3 separate regions of the Homo sapiens genome follow, and regions 2 and 3 are each linked to region 1. A link is a contact called in ENCODE Hi-C or POLR2A ChIA-PET data. All regions are on one chromosome and are shown on one strand. The core of a region is the stretch at or near the end of the contact, and the rest is flanking DNA. Distances in the headings are between cores, read along the strand shown.

Evidence for each region. Hi-C counts contacts between places; a loop is a spot of excess contacts on that map. ChIA-PET counts read pairs that join two places held with the same protein, here RNA polymerase II (POLR2A). Pooled maps may share reads with other maps.
Region 2: a loop to region 1 is called in a pooled map, with 2.4 times the contacts of the local background. The contact joins two enhancer-like sites. A Hi-C loop is called at or near these places in 6 of 50 pooled maps. POLR2A ChIA-PET finds 5 or more read pairs at or near these places in 2 of 52 experiments (BJ and activated T-cell).
Region 3: a pooled map shows a loop between it and region 1 (2.5-fold over the local background). The contact joins the promoter of RRAS2 here to the enhancer-like site in region 1. A Hi-C loop is called at or near these places in 5 of 50 pooled maps.

What each region holds. Positions count from the first base shown.
Region 1 is chr11:14,077,840-14,080,362 of GRCh38, reverse strand. It overlaps SPON1 (spondin 1), which reads right to left. Exons shown (of 16, transcript NM_006108.4): 5 at 342-464. Among named protein-coding and RNA genes, the nearest start is that of SPON1, 120 kb to the right of the region's middle. Within about 2 kb of position 1,267, at least 3 of the 41 ENCODE cell types and tissues checked have a DNase peak (open chromatin) inside an H3K27ac peak, as active enhancers do.
Region 2 is chr11:14,412,606-14,415,128 of GRCh38, reverse strand. No RefSeq gene overlaps it. Among named protein-coding and RNA genes, the nearest start is that of RRAS2, 55 kb to the right of the region's middle. Within about 2 kb of position 1,258, at least 6 of the 41 ENCODE cell types and tissues checked have a DNase peak (open chromatin) inside an H3K27ac peak, as active enhancers do.
Region 3 is chr11:14,357,922-14,360,444 of GRCh38, reverse strand. It overlaps RRAS2 (RAS related 2), which reads left to right and starts at 1,262. Exons shown (of 6, transcript NM_012250.6): 1 at 1,262-1,682. The coding sequence starts at 1,575. RefSeq lists silencers at 1,163-1,662, 1,733-1,932, 1,973-2,092 and an enhancer at 2,333-2,432.

The DNA of each region.
Region 1 (2,523 bases), core at 18-2,517:
CAGCTACTCAGGAGGCTGAGGCAGGAGAACTGCTTGAACCCGGGAGGCGGAGGTTGCAGTGAGCCGAGATTGTGCCACTGCACTCCAGCCTCGGCAACAGAGCGAGACTCCATCTCAAAAAAAAAAAGAAAAAAAATAGCACAATGCTATGCAAAGAAGCTGAAAGCATACCCATATAATGTCTGCCTGTCTTGATTAATATACATACTTGGATTGTGCATTTCATGAACCAGCCAATACTAGGGAGCAGATCTGACATGCTGCAGCTAGTGTGCCCTATAACCAGACAGAACTTTGACAATGTGCTTTTCCCCAAACCACAGAGTAGCCACTCTACTCACGAGGGTAATCCTTTGGGTGTGTCTTCTCGGACCAATTCCCATAAAATGTGAGTCTGTACTTGGCAGTTCCGCAGGCACAGCAGTCTAAGATGGGTTTGTCAGTCACCCCATCAAATGTGGAATCTGAAACAGTCAGAAAAGTCACCAAGTTAGAAAGTAAACGTGGGTTGTATATAAGGTGGTGCTATCATGGTCTCATTTTATCCTTAACCCTTAGGAAAAGAAGATGCAGCTTTCATTAGTTAATAAGACTTAGAGCCAGATCAGTACTTGGGCAATAAAGGATTTTGTATGCCTCTAAGTATGGTAATATTTTGAAAAAAAAAAAGAGAGCTTTTTCCCTAATAAATTGAGAAGATCTGTGGGAGCAATAACCCATAGGCTATTCGAGAATATTTAAGATGGGGGCTATGTTGAAAAATCAGGGGTAAAATTCACTCAATCATCCTTTCCGGATCCTGGTCTCCTTCCCCACCCCTCCCACAACAGGATTTCTCTAACAAATTTTAGGAGGAATACACATGTGTGCTTTCTCTAGGAAATATTCTCTGGGACCAAAATGACAGGACCAGAAGGAATGACTTTGAAGCAGAGCAGTGAAAATAAATGGAGAGAGATAAAGAATTACTGAAGGGAGAAAAAAAAGAGGCATGCATATATAATCACGTCACTTCTTATCATGCTTTCAGAGACTTCACTGGGAGGAGTAGGGGGTGGAAATGTGTTCATAAGCTCAGGTTTACTGTACTTCTGGGTATAGAAGTAGCCAGGAAAAACTTAAGATTCCCTCTCGGCCCTCATTTTTAGCTGTGAATAGCTGATAAGTGGGGAAAGAGAGATTACATGAATAAATTCAGTATTTCCGATTGTCAAACCCACATCTCTAGCTGCACGTTGTTGCTTTTAGTCTGTTCTGCTTCCTGCAAGATGAAAACAATGACTACAGATGTAACTTGCTTCAGTTGCTTTTTTTCACTTCCTCTAGTAGTATTAACATAATTTTTTTTTCTTTGCAGTTGGACATTTATTCTTAAATATTATACAAAGAGTAGTGGCAAAGAATGTTAAAATCATTGTGAGTGTTAGGAAGAGCATTTTACAAGACTTCCTTTTGGAATTTACTGGGTTGATTTGGTTTAAATATATAAAATCCATGATGGATAGAAGTGAATTCTAGGTTCTAGGGTGGAGATGAAAGGATGAGACATCATAATAATAACTACAAAATACTGAGTCCTTTTATTTGCTGATTTCTTTCCATATATTGTCTCGTTTAATCCTAACAATGCTAGGAGGTAAGTACTTTTGCTATCCCCATTTTACAGGTCAGTAAATTGAAGCAGATTAGGTAACCTGTTCAAGGTCACAGGGTTAGTGAACAGGGCAGGCAGAACTGGAGGCCAGGTCTTTTTGGGTCCAGGACTCATACCCTTAATCTCTGCACTACATTACTCCAGGAAAGACCTCATCTGGATAGGTCTGCATAGATAGGAAAGAGAGAAAACTTTTTTATTGTTTCTGTATTGCTTTTTTCAATGAAGAAAGATGCGCTAAAAAAAAAATTGCCTCCCTACATAGCTCTACGATTTCTAAATCAGAGATACATGCTGAGGTTTCAATTGTAGCTACTAGGGGCTATTAAATGAGGCAGCAATAGTCTCTACAAAAACCAAAAGAAGGCCAACTGGTAGCTTTGCCTTATCAAAAGGGCTTTCGGATATAGGTGGTAAACTTAACGATATTTCTGAGGGTTCAAAGGAATGCATAATAAACCTTTTGGATTTTCAAAGGAAAATAAGCTTCCATTTGAAAAATACATTTTTAAGCTCCCATTTGAAAAATAAATTTTTCAGTTTGAAAATAAAAACAGACATACTGTTTTCCTACTAAGGAAAAGCCTATTGAAAATGAATCAGGCTTTCAAAGGGCAGTGATAAGAATCGTCCACTTACTCCTCTTCTAACCACAGCAGGCAGGGTCTGCCAACCATGGGTAATTTCAGGCTATGGAGCATCTCCAGAGCCGCCCTCTCTCCCCATTTCTACTTGAAATCCACTGACTTCCTTTGCAACTCTCTTCCTGTATTCTTTGTTCCTCTTCCCTTTTTCTTCCTTTTCTCATTATCCTGTTTCTGTTGACATTTTTCTCTTTTTTCTGCGTTTCCCTTCCTTTTTCCTTTTTT
Region 2 (2,523 bases), core at 9-2,508, 330 kb before region 1:
CTCCAGTCCAGCATCTGTACCCCCAGGGCCTCAGTATCTATAACTAGTGAGCCTATGTCCCCAGATAGGGGTCCCTCCTCCACCAGAAAGTGAACTTTAGAAAGCCAGATGGTCTCAGCCCTCACAGGCTTCCAGGAAACCTCAACAATTCTAAGAAGACCCCATTTCCTGCTTCACACCCAGAGCCTGAGTCTTTGGTGGGGAAAGGGAGGGAAGCCTGTGCCACCCCCTGCTCCCTCCACCTCCGATCCTTGCCCTAGGCAACCCCTCTGTTTGAACAACTTCTCATAGAGACAGCACATCTCTATGGGGTGTTGAGAGGGGGCCTCCCAGCTTATCCAGACTCTAGGATCCCCCTCTTCTCTGGGATACCTTTCACACCCATGTCTCCTAACCCAGATCCTTCTGTTACTCCCGAGCTAAAGACAGGCCCTAGAGGTGAGCCAAAGCAACTGACAGCCCTAAAGGCATTTCAATGTGGTTATGACATTTAATAAATCAATGTTTCCCCGTATGGAAGTCATATAGCATTGGTAGGACAGAAAATAATTTTAAGTTTCCACATGAATATCAGCATTAAAGAATATTTAATTACCCCCTTTTTCATTCCTTTTCAATACTTTTGATTATATCAAGAAGAATGTCTCCATTAGGTGCTAGTAGTTCTTTAACATCCCTCTGATACCAGTAAGACTCACCATGAAGAAAAGAAGAGAGGGCATAAATAAATAATATTAAAAATAAAAACAGGATTATAGCAAGCACTTTCTATATAATGTTTTAAAAGATAACCTTTCAAAAGCAACAACATTGTTTACGTGTAGAAATAAATCTCATAAAAGATGTACGCCTAGTCTTTATCAAGAAAATTATATAATTTTAATGAAAACTATAAAGTAAAACCTAAACAAATAAGATCCAGCATGGATGGGAAGAAAACTCAATATGATAAAGATGTCAGTTCTTCCAAATTATTCTAGAAATTTAATGCAATCCCAATCAATATTCTGAATGTGTGTGTGTGTGTGTGTGTGTGTGTGTGTGTGTGTGTGTTTAATTTTTCTAGCTGATTCTAAAACTTATTTGGAAGACCAAACAGAGCTGCTATTTTATATTTTATATAGGGTGGCCTGGGAAGGCCCTTCTGAGGAATGATGTGTGAGGAATGAAGCATTCTAGGTAGGTTGAGCCAAGGCTTTGAGGTAGCAGCTTGCTTGGAATGTTCCAAGAATACGAGGTCAGTGTGGCTGACTGAATGAATGGCAGAAATGAGGTCAGAGAAGTAGCCAGGGGCCAGATGACATGGGGCCTTGTGGACTGCGGTAAGAGCTCCGAAATTTACTCTGTAATGGGAGGCTGTTTGATTTTTTGAGCAAAGAGTGATCCAATTTAATTTGAACATTAAAAATGTTTGAAAGAGCTGAAAATATTAAGTAAGCCTCTGTGTGGGCGGTATGGAAATGCAGTTAAAACTGTGAAGGAGGCACATGAATGACTGAAATTTTGAAAATTCTGCATGAAGTAATTCCTTAAGTCACAGATTTGGTCTTTCTAATTTAGCTGAGCCCAAACAGAATGGGAAAGGAATCTGAGTTCTTGGAGCCAATGCTGACAAATGTGTGGGAGGGGCAGGCCAGGCCCAAATCTTCTTCCTGCTGCTTTGGCTCATGGTGGATGTCCCAGGGAATCCCCCCAGTGGCTGGACCTCCAATTACAGCCTCCCAGAGAGTGAGTCCAAAAAGCAGCTACTCTGAAAAACATCACAGACCTCAAAACTAGTGAGATTTAAAGAAGGTTAGAGCTGAATGGGACTCCAGAGAGAATAATAAAAATGAGAAATTATAATAACACGTGCATGTCCCTAAAGACAATCATTATCTTCTCTCAAAAACTGTTCCTTCTCTGGCATTCCCTAGTCCAGTAAATGGCACATTATTCACTCAGTCAGCCAACAAAGTTTTATTAAGCCTATACTATATGTCAGTATTGGATTCTCTCTAACAAGCAAAATTGACATAGGCTCTGCCCTCATGGAGCTACCAGTCTGATATGGGGAGAGAGACAGTAAACAAGTTATTACAAAACACTTAGCACTGTGAAAGAAATAAATAGAGTAGTGTGGTAGAGCAAGGATCAGCAAACTAAACAGAGGTCATATATGGCTTACTGTCCTTTTTTTGTAAATAAAATTTTATTGGAACACAGACATACTCATTTGTTTATATATTGTCTATGCTTGCTTTCATGCTACAATGGCAAGTTTGAGTAGCTTGTAACAGAGACTTATAGCCTTCAAAGCCTAAAATAGTTACTATCTGGCCATTTACAGGATAAGTTTGCCTACCACTATTATAGAAGATAATGGGATTATTGGTGAATGACAAACAAAATTAAAACAAACAAAAACAAAACAAAAGAAGATAATGGGGGAGCCGGTCTCCCAGTAATGTCCAATAGAACTTTCTGAAATGATGGCAGTGTCCTGTATCTGTGCTGTTCATTATGGTAACCACCAACCACATG
Region 3 (2,523 bases), core at 13-2,512, 280 kb before region 1:
TGGGTGACAGAGGGATCTTGTCTCAAAAAAGAAAAAAAAAAGATTTTTAAAAAAGGAATTCAGGATGGGCTGGCCTGGATGGGTATTTTTGCTTGGGGTCTCTCACGCAGTTGCATTCAGATGCTAACAGGGGATGCCGTCATTGGAAGGCTCGATTAGGCTGAGTGTCCAAGATGTCTCACTTAGATGGCTGGCAGGTGATGCTGGTGATCTGGTGGGAGCTCAGTGGGACTTTTTTTTTTTTTTTTTAAATGGCATGTTGCTCCTGGCCATCAATCAGACTTCGACTGGCATGCCTACATGTAGCCTCTTTAGCATGGCAGTCTTATGATAGTCAAACTTCTGACTTTGTTCCTCCCGGAGTGAGAATACCAAGAGAACAGCTGCATGGCCTCTTCTGATCTAGCCTGGGAAATTAGGCAGCATCTCTTCTGCTGCATTCTACTGGTTCCAAATGAGTTACCAAGTGAAGTCCAAGAACTTGCAGTCATGTTCCAAGATTGCTGTAAATGCTTCCTGTGTAGCAGCACTGTTTTATGTGCTCATTTAATTCTTATTAAAAACCCCATGAGGCCGGGTGCAGTGACTCACACCTGTAATTCCAGCACTTTGGGAGGCCGAGGCGGGAGGATTGCTTGAGGCCAGGAGTTCAACCCCTCGCACTCACACTCCTCATATCCAATTACTGCACATTTGTCACACATAAACATAGCCACTATGACACTGTACTGACACATACAAAATCTGTCACATTCCGTCTTGCCCATGCAAGCTCAATCACTGACTTATTCTCCATGCTCAGCCACTGTCCCATTCTTCACACTGTCACAACCACCAGCCCATCACACACTCAATTACTGTGACACAGCTCTAATCCTCAATCACTGTCACATACTGTTTTTCACACAAATATGGTCACCATCTGTACTCTTAAAGCAGGGTATGTACTCTCCTATAAAATTGAGTTAATATGCCAACAGCCCTATTTTTCGCACACGCCGTCACATATTGTATTTTTCATCCACACAATCCCTTACATAGACAATTAGGGTGACACACTCTTTCTGCCTTCGTCCCACTCCCAACTGACACCCACTCCCACACTCTCACGCACTCGCTCACTGGCTAGGGATTAGAGCGGTGTGTCCGTGGGGGTCTGAAGCCCGGGTTACCTCCCGAACCTCAGCCCCAAGCGGCGCGGCCCCGCCCCTCCCCGCCCCCTCATGCATATGCAGCACCTCAGCCTGGCAGCCCGGCCCCCAGACGGCCATTTGTGGCGGCGCTGGAGGCTGCGTTCGGCAGGCGCTGCGGAGACGCGTAGAGGAGCGCGCCCCCCGGCCGCTGCCGCCCCTGGCCCGTGCCGTCACCCCGCTTCTCCGCGCCTCGGGCGGTACCCAGCCAGTCCCCAGCGCCGCGCTACCGCGCTGACCGGCCCTCCAGACGCCTCCCGGTACCCGGGACCCCAGCCCGGCCGCTCGCCCGCAGCCCGCCGGCCGCACACGTCCCCGGAGCCGGGCCTAGGGCGGGCGGCAGCGGCGGCTCGGCGCAGTCAGGCTGGGCTCTGTAGCGTCCCCATGGCCGCGGCCGGCTGGCGGGACGGCTCCGGCCAGGAGAAGTACCGGCTCGTGGTGGTCGGCGGGGGCGGCGTGGGCAAGTCGGCGCTCACCATCCAGTTCATCCAGGTACCTGGAGCGGGCCTGCCCGGGGCGCCGGAGCGGCGGCGGGCGGGGGCTGGCGCTACCTGTGGCGGGGCGGCCGCCGCGACCTCGCCCCAGAGGCGCCTCGCGGGCCCGGGCCGGGGCCAGGGGGCGGGAGGGCGCGGGGCCGACTACGCTCCTGCCCTGCGGCCGCAGCGTCGCGCTCCTGCCTCCTCCCGGGCGCGGCGTCGCGGGAGTAGGGCTTCTCAGGAATGTGGTCGGGAGGGCGGAGCTGGAAGGGTGGGAAGCACCGATCCACCTTATTGCTCTGGCCGAGGCCAGAGACCTCCGGGAGAGGCTGGGCCACCGAGCCGGGCTTTACTGCTCCGAGGGTCCGGGCGTGGGGCTGGAGCTGGAGCCCCGCGCGCTGCTTTTCCAGCCGCCTGCGGCCGCGCCTTCACCGTCGGGGCGATAGCGGTGGCAACTTGGCCGCGGCTCCGCGTGGTCTCCGGGCTTCCCCGCGCCGCCTGAGCCGGAGCTGCCCGCTTCAAGTACTGTGTATTTCTTTGTGTGTGTGTTACGCTCTTTTTATAAGTACTCTCTTAGGTAATATGTCCGGGTGGGAGTGTGTGATAATGCCCCGGGGAAATGGTGGCTTCTAGGAAGTTAAAAATGTTCTCTGATGGGGTGAGACCATTTCCTAGGAATTCCTGATGCCGTCCTGCTTCTCGCCGTGCCTAGGTGAAGTTTGGGATGGGCCGGGCTAGGATATGACCGAGTCGTGCGTTCTGTTTTCTAACCACCCTCTCCCCTACCCCCAGCCCTCTCTGGTTGCTAGAGACGGTAAGTCAGGGGTTTGTGGTAAAGAAAAGGGAGGTGGTATTCT